Linked DNA regions of Mus musculus: region 2 is linked to region 1. Evidence: chromatin loops called from intact Hi-C (ENCODE). Cell type or tissue: left cerebral cortex. All regions are shown on one strand.

The links. Hi-C counts contacts between places; a loop is a spot of excess contacts. Peaks named below come from ENCODE experiments on the same cell type or tissue, not always from the same donor. Only the 100,000 strongest peaks of a DNase experiment are listed, where the experiment ranks them.
Region 2: it touches region 1 in a loop (4-fold over the local background); 2 of 42 quality-filtered maps call a loop at or near these places.

What each region holds. Positions count from the first base shown.
Region 1 is chr4:21,432,227-21,440,226 of GRCm38, reverse strand. No RefSeq gene overlaps it. Among named protein-coding and RNA genes, the nearest start is that of Prdm13, 250 kb to the left of the region's middle. In left cerebral cortex, a CTCF peak has its summit at 3,357 (motif pointing left); a DNase peak (open chromatin) is centred at 3,300.
Region 2 is chr4:21,723,921-21,731,920 of GRCm38, reverse strand. Ccnc (cyclin C) reads right to left here and starts at 4,220. Exons shown (of 12, transcript NM_016746.4): 1 at 4,006-4,220; 2 at 1,418-1,524. The coding sequence starts at 4,037. In left cerebral cortex, a CTCF peak has its summit at 4,886; DNase peaks (open chromatin) are centred at 3,513, 4,243 and 4,866; H3K4me3 peaks cover 1,942 bases; H3K27ac peaks cover 1,181 bases.

The DNA of each region.
Region 1 (8,000 bases):
CCTTTAGACAGGAGTAATTCTGAGTTAAAAGTTTGGAGATGGGTGAGTGGCCCCATCCCACAACATGGAAGGCCATACATGCCTAACCTTTGGATATGGTCTCAACAAGTTCTCCCTCCCCTTTGTGGGCTATTTCAGCTAATGTCATCCCTGTGGGGTCCTGGGATACTCTTGCTTTCCTGGCATCTGGGACTTTCTGGTTGCTAGTCCCAGTTTCCCGTTCCCCATTGCTACATACCTCTGTTCAATTTCCTGACTGTCTGCACATTTCCTCCACTCCTCCAACACCTAATTCTGCCCCCTTTCCCCCCATCTTCCTCCCAAGTCCCTCCCACCCTCTACTTCCCTTGAGTATATTGTTCTCCCTTCTAAGTAGGACTGAAGTATCCACTCTTTGGTCTTCCTTCCTCTTGAGCTTTATATGCTTTGTTAGTTGTATCGTGGAAATTCCACGCTCTTTGCCTAATATCCACTTATCAGTGAGTACATACCATGTGTGTTCTTTTGTGACTGAGTTATATCACTTAGGATGATATTTTCTAGATCCATCCCTTTGCCTGCGAATTTTGTGAAATTGTTCAACCCCAGAGAACCAAATAACCCTATCAAAAAATGGGGAACAGGGCTAAGCAGAGAATTCTCAACTCAGGAAACACTTCGTTATCCTTAGTCATCAGGGAAATGCAAATCAAAACAACCCAGAGATTCCACCTCACACCAGCCAGAATGGCTAAGATCAAAAACTCAGGTGACAACAGATGCTGGCAAGGATGTGGAGAAAGAGGAGCACTCCTCCATTGCTGGTAGGATTGCAAACTGGTACAAATACTTTGGAAATCAGTCTGGTGGTTTCTGAGGAAACTGGACATAGTACTACCTGAGGATCCAGGTATACCACTCCAGAATATGCTCCAACACGTAATAAAGACACAAGCTCCACTATGTTCACAGCAGCCATATTTATAATAGGAAGAAGCTAGAAACAACCCAGATGTCCCTCAACAGAAGAATAGACATAGAAAATGTGGTACATTTACACAATGGAGTACTACTTAGCAATTAAAAACAATAGCTCAATGTGGCTTTCTTTCATGGGTTCTGGGGATCTGAACTCTGATCCTCAGACTTGGGAGGCAAATACTTTACCTGTTGAGCCATGTGTCTGGCCTATGTGTATGGATAATTTTGTAAATTCTGATAAAATTAATTTTGTATTTTACCTTCTTTGTTGTGTGTGTGTATGAGAGAGAGAGAGAGAGAGAGAGAGAGAGAGAGAGAGAGAGAGAGAGAGAGAGAGAGAGATTACTTGTGTGCACATGAATGTAGAGGACAAAGGTCATCCTCGAATATCTTTCCTCAGGAAAAATCACCTTGTTTAACGTGACAAGGTTTCTTTTTTTTTTTTTTAAATTAGATATTTTCTTTATTTGTATTTCAAATGCTATGCCCTTTCCTAGTTTCCTCTCCAAAAACCCCTTATTCCCTCCCCTCATTCCCTGCTCCCCAAGCACCCCACTCCTGCTTCCTGGCCCTGGCATTGTCCTATACTGGGGCATAGAGTCTTGGCAAGACCTTGGGCCTCTCCTCCCATTGATGGCCGACTAGGCCATCCTCTGCTACATATGCAGCTAGAGCCACAAGTCCCACCATGTATTTTCTTTGATTGGTCGTTTAGTCCCAGGGAGCTCGGGAGGGGGGTACTGGTTAATTCATATTGTTCCTCCTATGGGGCTGCAAACCTCTTCAGCTCCTTGGGTCCTTTCTCTATCTCCTTCACTGGGGACCCTGGGCTCTGTCCAATGGATGACCGTGAGCTTCCACTTCTGTATTTTCCAGGTACTGGCATAGCTTCACAGGAGACAGCTATATCAGGCTCCATGACAAGGTTTTTTTTTTTTAAACTTGCCTGGAGCTTGCTGAGTAGTCTTTTCTGGTTGGCCAATGAGTCTCAAGGATCTTTCTATTTCAACACTGGGGTTACAAGTATACAACACCACGTATGTATGGCTTTAATGCATAAGTTCTGAGATCCTTATGCTTGCAAAACAATTACTTTGTTGTCTGAGGTATCTCCTAACCTCTGTAATTACAAGTGCCACTAGATATCCTGGAGTAGGGCCAACAAGTTGGTATACCATCATACCTGAGTATGATTCCTGAAATTCATGGTGGAAAGAGAATCAACTCATACAAATTGTTCCCTGTCCTCAAATGCCCACAGTCACACACACACACACACACACACACACACACACACTTAAAAATATTTGAACATAAAACTGGTAATGGTTCCATATTATTACATGAATGTACTGTGCTTTAATCATATTCTCAGTTTTAAGGTATTTAAAATGACCCTACTCAATGTAAACAAATAAATAAAAGTTTTTCATGATAATTTTCTTATTATTCATGCCATTGAATCATTGAAAGACTACACATTTTATCTCTATTTTATGTAAATAACTGACCTATTTTTAATCTTTGACAGATTTATATATGTACATAGTGAATTTTAGTCCTTCTCTCCTTAGTACTCTGACCCATCCCCACTTCCCCACAAGTCTCTCTCCTACTTCTATGTCATTTTTGTATGACTCACTGAGTTTAATTAGGATTCTCTGCTTGAGCACAGTGAGGGCTGTTTACTGGAGTATGGCCAACCAATCAGTTGCCATACTGCTAAAGAAAATGACAAAGATTCTCCCAGCTACCATTTTTTCAATATAATAATTTCTCAGGGAGGGATGAGGGGATCTCTTAAGCCCATCTCTTTTTAGTGATGAAAGGCTGATGGGTCTAGTCTTGTGCAGGTCTTGCCTAGGTAAACACTGCTATTCTGAGTTTATTAGGTACCAGCTAAGCCATGTCCAGAAGACACTTTTGTAGCTGTTCTTCCCAACCTTGGCCTCTTAAGATTTTCTTGTTCCTCTTCCATAATGTTCCCTAAGCCTTGGGAGAGAAAGGATGCAATATAGATGCCATAGCTATGGTCAAATGTCCTAGAGTCATGATTGTTTACATTTTGATTGTTTATGTCTCTTATAACTATTGTCCACTTCAAGAAATGTTCCCATGATGAGGGCTAAGAGTTGAGCTAACCTATGGTTATAAAGAGAAGTATTTAAAAGGAATTCAATAATATTTTTGTTTAACAAAATGATAATGGTAGGTTCTTTTCTCAGGTCTATGACTTCCTCATCCATGGATTCTTGGCTAGGCTTATAGTACCAGACACGTTTCTGCCCTTGGAGACTGGCATTTTTTTTCTAAATACTACATAGTGTTTAGAGCAGGAAACAAAGGCACTGTTAAGCAAACGTTGTTTGATTTAGTAAATACCAGAGTTCCACCTACTGGTAGATTTAAAAATGGCAGACCAGAGAAGGAAGTTTAAGAAAGTTAATTTTCTGGTTTGTGCTTTCATTTGAAGATGTGATTGCTCAGTTTTCTGCTCACATAGCTGCTGTGTGTGCTGCTTGCTGCCATGCTTCTGTCCTGCCATGGTACTCTTAACTCCCTGGAACTGCAAGCCAGAGGAAACTCTGTCTCTCTCCTTTAAATTGACTTTGGTCCTGATGTTTACTCACAGTAACCAAAAAGTAACTAATACAGGAGTTAATATTGACATGACATCTTGAGCATGAACAAGAACAGAAAGGCTATGGTTTAAAATGATGCATTTGTATGTTAAGTTGACAAGAGATCAATTGTGTTCGTTGTGCCATTGACACAAACTAGTCAGTTGGGAAGAGGAAACTGCTGTTGAGGAATTGCCTCTACCATATTGACTAGTGAGCATATCTGTGGAGGAGTTTTCTTTTAGGAGATGCTACTTCTGGGAAGGTGGTTCTGGATTGTATAAGAAAGCAAGGTGAGCAAGCCAAAAGAGCAAAACAATAGGAAGCATTCCTCTGTGCTCTCCGCTCTTGCTCCTTTTTCTCTAGGTCCTTGCTTTGCATTCCTGCCTGGGCTTTTCTGGATGACAGACTATATCCTGTAAGATAAACAAACACTTTCCTTCTCTTGTTATTTTGGGGTATGACATTTATTACAGCCAGAGGAATGTAAGTAGGATAACTCCCTGCGTGAACTAATGATATAAACTGATATCTTCGACAGCTCATATTATTTTAAAATCATTTATTTATCCATCCATTCATGCATTTATTTGTACAGACAGAGAGTCTAGCTGTGCAGCCCAGACTAGCCTTGAACTTGATGGGTAGCTCATGCTAGCCTTGAACTCTCGACTCTCTTCTCCACCTCCAGTACTAGTATTAAATGCACCCACTATCACACCCATCACATATACTTCAATTGCAAGGTTCCTAGGGAGTTCTCTCTGTTTCCTTCTGGTGTCTGACTCCACCTTTTTTCTTTTATCTTTCATCACAATTTCATTCTCATGTTTTCTGACTTTTAGGGTAACAGGGTAACATGTCTAGTCTGATCATCTTTTCCAAGCTTTATACCTACCTGACTTGTACTGCCCAACAAATTTCCAACTGTTATCCCAAAGTAATGAAATGTATTTTGTCCTCCCCCAAGTTTTTGGCTGACACTATCTCCTACTCTAGTAAATTGAGTAGGGATTTGAATACCACTAAATCTTTTCTCTAATCTCCAAAGTTCAACCAAGCATCATGTAGTCTTGATCTTAATTTACAAATATTTCTACCCATGTCTTCCCTCTTTCCTATACTATTAGGGTGCCAGTTAAAGGCTTTGAATATTTAATTATTTCATTTAGTGCACAATAATTCTTCTTAACACTATAGGCTGTGCCTCTAGTTCACACTCTATACTGCTGCTAGAATTATCTCTAAATGCAAACTCAGTCCTACTTCCCTACAGGAACTCTGTAGTGGAGTCCCATGACTTTTGTAGCTAAGCAAGTGTTTCATCTTTGTTGCCAAGGATTTTCATGGCTTTAGCTTCTCCAGACCCCTCAAAGCCACAGTACCATTTCATTCTCTCCTGACCTTTGTCTTTCCTGGGTATCCTTCTAATGTTTCATCCATGTATATTTAGAGACCAGAATAAGTTGAATTCTTTTATATGTTTGAGCCTCTATGTATACTCTTTTCTTAGCTTAGAATTCTAGCCCACTCCATACTGATCCATCTTGTGACTCTTTTCGCTCCAGTACCGGAATTGAACCCAGGGCCTCATGAATGCTAGAAGAGCACTCTATCACTTTGGTATATCATTTTACGTTTAAGACCTAACTTAAGTTCCTGTGGTAGATGTCTTTCTCTCTCAAGGTAGAGTTAAAGTTCTCTCATCTTTGCTGGCATCAATCTTGCACATGATCCTTCTACTAGGCTGCAATTTCCTTAATGTCTGACTAGAAGATGAATATGTCTTGAACGATGTGACATTGTGCTGCCCCCTCACCCTTACTATTCCAAGGTCCCAGCACAGTACCTAGTATAGTTTAGTAACTGGAAAGTTGAACTAAGCAGTCATTCCTATAAGCAAAAAGTGCCTTGGCTTTTCCCAAGTGCTGGGGTACTGCTTAATTCTTTAGCAAATGTCTGAAAAAGCAAAACCAATTTCACTGTGGTACTATCACAATTTGGGTAAACACAAACGGCAGAATAGACTAATTCATTCACTCCAGTCAGCTGCTCTGAGTGCTGCTGGCAGGACAACCTGCCCTTTCTTGTTTCATTTACGGGTGTTGTGATAGCTAAGCTTTCTGCTGTTTAGGAGAAATCACTTCAAATAGCTCTGGAGACAAGGCTTGATAATTTTAGTGAAGGACTTATCATTTGAAATATACAAAGCCACTGTGAAATGAGAGCAAATAACTGAGCCTCAGGGAGTAATAATTACTTTCATTCTACAATTTCAGATGATATAAAGGAAAAGTAACAGGACAGGAAGTTTTAGACACTGATGTAGCATAAACAGGAAGCAGGATGAGGCAATGTCAACCAATCTAACGGTTTTATTTCCTTAACTACTAACAGAGGTGATACAGTACTTTGGACCCTAAGACAAAGACTTACAGAATACAAGCAAGGCAAAATTTCTAGCTCATACCCTTAACATTACCTTTAAATCTATCTCTGTCAATAAATTCCCAAGAAATTTAGGCCAAATGATATAAGTTGTTAATTTTTCATGTCTATCTTTATGATCTTCATCGGAGTTTGCAAGTCTGGGATCAGGGTGCTAAAATGATTAGGTTCTAGTGAGGGATGTCTTCAGGACTAGAGGCAACCTAATTCTCCTGGTAGCTTTCTATGCAGGAAATACAAGAGAGCTTTCTGATATTCCTCTTATAAGGATATAACCCCACCAAAAAAAGGGGATCTAACTCCCAGCATATAGTTATAGCATTAGGAATTAGGATTCCAATAAGCCTGACAGGAGAGAGCAAAAACTCACTGAATTACATCTACCAGATATATGGGGATAGAACAGTGTGCTTTATAAACAATCCAGATACATCTGTGAGGCGGCTCAGTGGGAAAGTCCTCTTAAAATGAGAATTTTATCTTTTGGATGCATGTGATGACAGTCAGAAACTGACTCTTGCACGGTGTACTCCTGTCAGAACACACACACACACACACACACACACACACACACACACACACACACACACACACACACAGAGTGGGCAATGGGGAGGGGGACACATGCACAAGTAACATAGATACAATTCTTACCAGGGAAGCAGGTGGACTAACTGTACATCTTAATTTCACCCTCCATTCCTTTAACTCCATCCCCCAGGCTTGTCCCTAACTCTGCAGGACAACACCTGCTACAGCTCCCAACCCCTGCAATGTACTCCCTTTACCTACATCACTAATGGATCTAACAGATCTTTACCTCCTAACCTCCACGCTCCAACTCTTTTTTGTTTGTTTGTTTTTGTTTTTTAATTTTTAATTTAATTTAATTTTAATTAGGTATTTTCTTCATTTACATTTCCAATGCTATCCCAAAAGTCCCTCATACCCTCCTCCCCCACACTCACCTACCCACTCCCACTTCTTGGCCCTGGTGTTCCCCTGTACCTAACAGAAATATACCTGAACAGACATTATGATTGAATTATAACAAAAGAGAGCAAAGAGAATATTGTATTGGTACACCAGGGCTCTGAAACAGCACACAGTGGCCTCTTTGGAAAACTCATGCTCAAGTGACTAAAACACACACAGTGGCCTCTTTACAAAACCAAAGTTTTTCTATTTTAGTGATGTTTAAATCCTGTTTGCAAGAAAATGGAGCTTTTTATAACCCAAAACAATGAGGCTGCCTGCATCAGAACAACCTTGAGTATGATCCTAGTGGGTTTGGTAAGAACACTGTGAAGATGGTATTAGGTTTACAAAAACAAGTTCTTTGTTAAGCTACTGGGTACCACAAAGAGGTAAATGTAAGAGAAATAATATATAAAGGAATTTTTAATTTAATTTAATTTTTTTTTGTTTCATCTGGATTTCTTTTTTTTTTTTTTGAATTAGGTTTTTTCTTCATTTACATTTCAAGTCCCACATACCGTACACCCCCAATTTTCCCTACACACCCACTCCCAATTCTTGGCCCTGTCATTCCCCTATACTGAGGCATATAAAGTTTGCACAACTAATGGGTTTCTCTTACCACTGATGGTCAACTAGGCCATTTTCTGATTCATATGCAGCAAGAGATACAAGCTCTGGGGGTTACTGGTTAGTTCGCATTGTTGTTTCACCTATAGGGTTGCAGATCCCTTTAGCTCCTTGGGTACTTTCTCTAGCTCCTCCATTGGGGGCCCTGTGATCCATCCAATAGTGGACTGTGAGCATCAACTTCTGTGTTTGCTAGGCCCCCACATAGTCTCACAAGAGACAGCTATATCAGGGTTCTTTCAGCAAAATCTTGCTGGTGTATGCAATAGTGTCAGCGTTTGGAGGCTGTTTATGGGATGGATCCTCAGGTATGGCAGTCTCTAGATGGTCCATCCTTTCATCTCAGCTCCAAACTTTGTCTCT
Region 2 (8,000 bases), 290 kb before region 1:
GATAGATTTTGTTATTTACCAAGAAATTCATAGTTAATCTTTGATATAAGGAAAAAGGTAGGTTTGCAGAGAGTAACATGGTGAAGATCAGATGGCAGGATGGGAGCGATAGTAAGACCTGGGTTCCACTCCCAACACCCACAAGGTGGCTCATATCCATCTGTAACTCCAGTCCCAGGGGAGCCACACCTCCTCAGCATTAGGCACAGCATATAATGCACAGATACAGGCCAAATACTCATACATATAAAAAAATAAATACAATTAAACAAACAAAATAGGCAACAAAGCTATCCCAGACACAGAAAAGGTCTCTTGACTAAGTCATCATCTTTTTTTTTTTTTTTTTTTTGGTTGTATTTTCCTGTAATTCTTTTTTTTTTTCCATTTTTTATTAGGTATTTAGCTCATTTACATTTCCAATGCTATACCAAAAGTCCCCCATATCCACCCACCCCCACTCCCCTGCCCACCCACTCCCCCTTTTTGGCCCTGGTGTTCCCCTGTACTGGGGCATATAAAGTTTGCAAGTCCAATGGGCCTCTCTTTCCAGTGATGGCCGACTAGGCCATCTTTTGATATATATGCAGCTAGAGTCAAGAGCTCCGGGGTACTGGTTAGTTCATAATGTTGTTCCACCTATAGGGTTGCAGATCCCTTTAGCTCCTTGGCTACTTTCTCTAGCTCCTCCATTGGGAGCCCTATGATCCATCCATTAGCTGACTGTGAGCATCCACTTCTGTGTTTGCTAGGCCCCGGCATAGTCTCACAAGAGACAGCTACATCTGGGTCCTTTCAATAAAATCTTGCTAGTGTATGCAATGGTGTCAGCGTTTGGATGCTGATTATGGGGTGGATCCCTGGATATGGCAGTCTCTACGAGGTCCATCCTTTCATCTCAGCTCCAAACTTTGTCTCTGTAACTCCTTCCATGGGTGTTTTGTTCCCAAGTCATCATCTTTTGTTTGGATTTTTCGAGACAGGGTTTCTCTGTGTAGCCCTGGCTGTCCTGGAACTCACTTTGTAGACCAGGCTGGCCTCGAACTCAGGAATCCACCTGCCTCTGCCTCCTGTGTGCTGGGATCAAAGGTGTGCGCCACTACCGCCTGGCGACTAAATCTTCTTGCTTATGCAAAGTTATAAGGTAAAATGAGAACTACTGGATGCTAATTTAAATAATCATTTATTCTTAAAGTATTTTGCTTAGGCCAACCTTAAAAATGGACCTCACTAGAAATGCCTGAGATTAGTCAACACTGGGCTATAATACATAAGGTGCGAAAAGTATTACCCAGAACACTGAAATGATAATTGTCTAAATAAAAGCATTAACTATAGACTTTAACAACTCATGGAAATTACCATATAAAATAGTGACCAGCTATAGTATACTACTTCAACCAATATAAAAGTTTACCATTTGTAAAAAATATTTGTAACTTCCAATACTCCTCTTCTGAGAGAAACTTTAGGTCCTTTTGGCGCTCTTTCAACAGATCTTGTTTATCCAAAATCCACTGCAAACTAGAGAAGGTAAAGATTTAAAACATGGCATAGAAAGGCAACAGCAGGGATGGGAAGGGGAGGAGCTGCTTGAGGTACTGGGAGGAGAGAGGGTTGATATTGGGATGTAAAGTGAATAAATAAATTTATAGGAAAAAAGCCAACAAGCCAAAGCATTTAAAACATTAAGATTCAATAAGCTTACCATCTTCTACGAGGCACACCTCTCTCTGTCTTTATTTGTCTGTTTGGTTCTGGTTAGCTCTGGCTATCCTGGAACTCCTTCCATGGATCAGACCAGCCTCAAGCTCACAGAGATCGGCCCCTCCCCATCACCACCAAGTTCTGTGATTAAAGGCATGCAGTGCTTCACCCAGCTTCTTCTTCCTCCATTTATTTATTTATTTATTTATTTATTTATTTATTTATTTATTTGGAGGTATGTACTTAAAACATTGATAAAAGACAGTGTCTGGCTGGGAATGCAGCTGAGGTAGAGCACCAGTTTACCTCTGAAACTTCAGCATTAACTCTTCAGAATAGGTCTCTAAAATCCTTAGTAAATTATGTTCAACAATGAAATACTTGAGTTCTTCAATACATGCTCACCTGTTTCAAATACATTCAGACCTGGAGCAAATTTTATATTTTTCTAATTTAATCCCCTTTTCAATCAGTGTTTTCACCATCACCCCCAAGTTTCTCAGTCTTGTTGGACCAATAAAATCTCTTTGGTTTTTGTGAGTGCTATTTGTGAGTGGAATATATTTGTGAGTGCTTTGCTGGATATAAATCTGTGTCAATCAGTGTGACTCCCGTACTGTCTGGTCGATTAACAAGGATGCTGTAGACGCCATTTCAAACTCTCAGGTAAGTTATTCATCAGAGTTCTCTAGTTTTTCAGCAGCCCACTGGCAGCCTCAGCAAGATCGTTTGAAGAAAAAAACAAAAAACAGGAAAACTTGAGGGTAAAGAATCTCTTGATGGTTTCAAAGCTTCTCTACCTCTTTCTCAATTTCCTTCATAGTGTCATGTGTACCAAACACCAGCACACAGGTTTTCAGACCCTCTAGACTAAGAACCATCCTGGAAGATAGACTCTTGCTATATCCAAAGACTTACTACTGCCTGTCTTAGTATTATGTCACTGAGACAGGCAATCAAGGCATTATCTGAGCACCAGGATTAAGTACAGGCCCAAGCTTTATCCCACCTTTTTGGGTCATCCCCTTTTGTATTTCATTTTTTTAATGGAAACATCTCAGTGAGTGAGAACAATGTAAAATAATGTCCCCCAGTGATGCTTCATTGGCCTTTCATCTTCCCAGAAACACTTGGTAGCAAGGGAGGACCTGCTTTCAGAAACAGGTTTCCAAATTCAGTTTTCTTTCTTTCTTTTTTTTTCCCCCTTCTTCTTCTTTATTCTCAGGCAAAGAGGGAAACAAGCAAACCAATTCACAGAATTAAAATTTTGTTATTCTCTTCCCACTAAAATTTAATTAAACTAAATGTCTCTATCTAGTCCTGTTCATTTTTTATGTATTTAGTGGAAAGCCTGCTCAACGCTTAGCCCAAGCATACAACTTCCTGCATGTTTAACCAAATGTATTTAGAGACAAATATCTTTAAGATTACTTTAGCCCTTCCATGGTCACTGAAAGACATTAAAATTTAGTGATTTAAGTGGTTAAAGGAAGAGGACAAAATCTGGGAAATACACGACTTTAAGGCAAAATATAAGACACTGGCTAATGAATGAAAATGGATATATTTTGAGAGCCCCTGTGCTCGCAAATTCTAGAAGCATTAAAGTCAATTTAGGAGCCTGCAATTGGTGGCTCATGCCTTTAATTCCAACACTTAGAAGCAGAAGCAGAGGCAGGCAGATTTCATTAAGTTCGATGCCAGCCTGTGAGTTTTAGGGCAGCCATCCCTCAACGTGAGAAACACTGCTTCGGGGATGGGGGTAGTGGTGTCAATCTAGGCATAAGGCTGGGCCAGGAAGCAGCAGGTAGAAACAAGCACGACTCACTCCTCTCCTCTGAGTAAATATTAAATCTACAGTAAGGCGAATGACAAGAGATTATAATATCACTGCTATGAAAAAACAAACAAACAAACAAGCTAGCTAGCAATAGCCAACCATGTCCATCCAAAGCAGGGAACCTCACAGAGCTACAATGGGTCACTCTTTCCCTTGCCGGTGCCCACATCATCCCACCAATCAAACCCCAAATTTGAAATGAAACCGCCTCCGACTCCCTTCCCGGAGATCAAACCCCTTACCTCTTACCCATCCTTCGAGCTCACCTCCCCTCTGCTCCCGAAATCTCTCTGTGAGAAGAGGGGAGGCTCGCAAACGACAGCATCACGTTTCGGACCCCCGGCTTCCCAGGGAGGGCTCACCCGCAGCGGCCAGGATGGAAACCCCGAGGGATGGGCAGGCCCAGCCCTCCTGTGCCCCAGCCCCGGCCCCAGGCGAGAAAATGGAAGCTCACTTACTAGTGGGAGCTCTGCCAGAAGTTCCCTGCCATGGAATAATACTGCTTGCCCTGATACAAATGCACCAGCCAGCAAAGCGGCCCGCGGAGCGACCATAGACACAGTCCGGACGACTGTGCTCCTACCAGACTGGCTGGGCTGAACTCCACAGCCACCGCAGCCGGAGGAAGAGAACAGCACCCTCGTCGCCTTGACGCCGGTCGACAACACTGAGCGGCGTACACCGGTTCCGGCAGACAAAAGTTCCGGCCCGCCCTAGTTGCGGAGGAAGCTAGCAACCGCCCGACCGCCAATGGGCTTGTTGAGGCGGGAGCTAAGGAAACACGGGCGGAGGCTCCCGGTGGCGAGAGGCTCTCCCCGAGGTTTCCTGCCAATTCTCCTCCAGAGCGTCCACACACTGGGTTTCTGGTCTAGTGCGGTTTTCTTTTGGGTCCATTTAGGGATCTTGTTAATCCACGGTGTAGGCCTTCAGAAATAGCACACTGGCGTTGAAGAAAGCATGGCAGTATATGACTGCTTTTTCCCTAGGGCTGAAAGGAGAAATAAATGAAAGTAATTTTGGCCTTAAGATGTAAGTGCTCTTAGTAAAGTTCCTGTCGGTATTAAGCCTAACGAGTTAAGTGTAGACTTAACTTAGAGTAGCAATCTTTTTATGTCAGAGCCGGCTACTTGTTTACCTAAAAACATGAGCATATAAATGTACATCTAGCTAACACTTACGTTCCAAATGGGTATGCCGCAGAAATGCAATTAAATAATATTTAAATGTTGCTGTTATCATTGCAACTTTGCGTTCGCGTTTCGTACTGTACTTCGGCGGCAGAGTCAAGAACATGAGGAGTTTCAGGCCAGTCCTTGCTTCATGCTGAGACGCCATCTAGGGGAAAAGAGGAAAAGGGATGTAGATAATCAAGGATGTAAAATGCTTGCTGGTGCCCCAGAAGCTCTGGGTGATACTCAGCACTATATACACCTGCAAGCTAAGGGTATTCAATACCCTCAGATACGTTGTTTTGGGCCAGCCTAGGACAGGTGAGGATCTATCTAAATCTTTTAAGTTTTAATTTAAATTAAAAAATGTCTCTAAATGATTGGGCACACCTGAAAATTAGTCAAGAATTCCGAGGAAGATAGCACCAATGTTTTTCCTTTGTGAGTGGAGTCTAATTGAGATGTGGAATGGAGTGAAAACAATTTCTATAAGTGAAACTAGTATGCCAACTATAGAAAAGATGTTTTTAAATTCCACCCACTTAGGCACGTACACAATTAACCTGTGAAATACATTTATTCTTGAATTTGGATGAGCTAGACTAGGCTTCATTGTTATAACATTGTTATACCCCCAACTTAGCTTGAAAATTCGTCTCATTCTCATGGTATTTCCTAAAGCTGGCTAGTTCTTCCTGGCTGCCCTCTAGATCTTCAGAGAACTAGAGGGTTTCTATCTCCCAACTATTCATTTCAATGTTCCTTGCTTCCAAGATCAACATCTTTCTGGGCAGAACATGACTCAAGCGAGCTCTTTAATAACTAGTATTAAGAGTCTTGAAATAGAAACAACCCAATCAATTTTCATGACCCACTGACCAGAATATACCCAAATGACTCCAACTTAATAGCCAAGGTACCTAAAAAATGTTGAGAGGCATGTAATACATTTGTGAACATTACTGTTTGTTTCACTGCAGATCAGTTTGTTTGTTTGTTTGTTTTGTTTTTTCAAGACAGGGTTTCTCTGCATAGCCCTGGTTGTCCTGGAACTCACTTTGTAGACCAGGCTGGCCTGGAACTCAGAAATCCGCCTGCCTTTGCCTCCCGAGTGCTGGGATTAAAGGCGTGTGCCACCACGCCCGGCAGATCATATTTTTCTTTTTCTTTTTTTTAAAGATTTATTTATTTTATTTATATGAGTACACTGTAGCTGTCTTCAGACACACCAGAAGAGGGCATCAGGTTCCATTACAGATGGTTGTGAACAACCATGTGGTTGCTGGGAATTGAACTCAGGATCTCTGGAAGAGCAGTCAGTGCTCTTAACCGCTGAGCCATCTCTCCAGCCCCTCAGATCATATTTTTCAAAATGTGTTTTAAAGACACAACCATCACCCAAGTTGTGCATCATAGAGATTTAGATTTGCTTTAATTCTCTCTGCTCTTTTCCTTTTGTTTTATCAGCCTTGCATAAAGATTCTGTAACAAACTGCTTGCGATGTTTTATGTGCTTCTATGACACTTTTTTCTTTCTTTCTTTCTTTCTTTTTTTTTTACTGTTTTAGACAAGATCTCACTATGTACCTTTGGCTGTCCTTAAACTCACAAAGATCTGCCTGCCTCTTTCTCCTGAGTGCTGGAACTAAAAGTGTGAGCCACTACACCTAGCTCCTATAACACTTTAAAAACGGGAAGGCGTTAGCACACATCTTTAATCCCAGAACGCAGGAGGCAGAGGCAGAGGCAGAGGCAGAGGCAGAGGCAGAGGCAGAGGCAGAGGCAGAGGCAGAGGCAGAGGAGGCAGAGGAGGCAGAGGAGGCAGAGGAGGCAGAGGAGGCAGAGGAGGCAGAGGCAGAGGAGGCAGAGGCAGAGGCAGAGGCAGAGGAGACAGAGGCAGAGGCAGAGGAGGCAGAGGCAAAGGCAGAGGAGGCAGAGGCAGAGGCAGAGGCAGAGGCAGGCTGATCTCTTGAGTTTGAGGCCAGCCTGGTCTACAGAATGAGTTCAAGAATGGCCAAAGCTGGGCTGGTGAGATGGCTCAGTGGGTAAGAGCACCCGACTGTTCTTCCAAAGGTCCAGAGTTCAAATCCCAGCAACCACATGGTGGCTCACAACCATCTGTAGCGAAATCTGACGCCCTCTTCTGGTGTGTCTGAAGACAGCTACAGTGTACTTACATGTAATAAATAAATAAATCTTTAAAAAAAAAAAAAAAAAAAAAGAATGGCCAAAGCTACACAGAGAAACTCTGTCTTGGGGGAGAGGGTTGCAGTATCCTGGGCTGGCCTGGAACTCACTGTGAACTCAAGTGTTCTGATTTGCTTCTCTGTTATTGTGATAAAATGCTGACAAAGGCAACTTGGGTATATAAAGGGTTGGCTTCACCTTCTGCTCCAGCATCGAGGAAGGCCATGGCGGGAATCTGCTTCAAAACTGAAGCAGAGACCATGGAGAAAATCTTAATTCACCGTGGCTTACTACTTTGTTATGTTTCATGAGCCCACCTGCTCAGGGATGGCACTGCCCACAGTGGACTGGCTCCTCCCATATCAATTAGCAATCAAGAAAATGCCTCACAGACAAGCCCACAGGCCAGTCTAATGAAGGTAATTACTCAATTGAGAGTCCTCTTTGAAGGGACATCTAGGTTTGTGTCAAGTTGACAAGTATGATACCATTAATGTTCTACTTTACCTTTCTGATCCTCCTGCCTGCACCTACTAAGTGCTAAGGTTGCAGGCCTCTTCTATGTACTCTATTAATTTATATATTATACATGTCTATTGTTATCTTAGCACCTAGCATCTACTTTATGTCTGTGCCTATACACTTTCCCACATCTTTGTAACACCTAATAGGCATAGCAATACTGATATTTGTGGGGTTTGGGGATATTTTTAAACTGTGTATGTGTCAAGAAGAGGTTGTTAGATTCCCTGGAGCTGGAGTTAGAGGTGGTTGTGAGCTTCTCAAGCTGGTAATGAGATGGCCTCAGGCCTTCTGGAAGACCAGCAAGTGCTCTTAACCACTGAGCCATGTCTTCAGCCCATACACTGATATTTGTATCTAACTCTCACATAATTGGGGGAAGGTGTGTGCTTTAATATCATAACATGGATACAAAATCATGTTGGAATGTGAATGCAAAAACAAACTGCAACACATTATTAGAGCCATTATATAATACCATCCAGGTGCCTTTCTTTTGGGAAGACTTTTACACAGCTAACCAAAAAAAAAAAAAAAAAAAAAAAAACCCACATAGAATTGTTTTTTGTTTATAT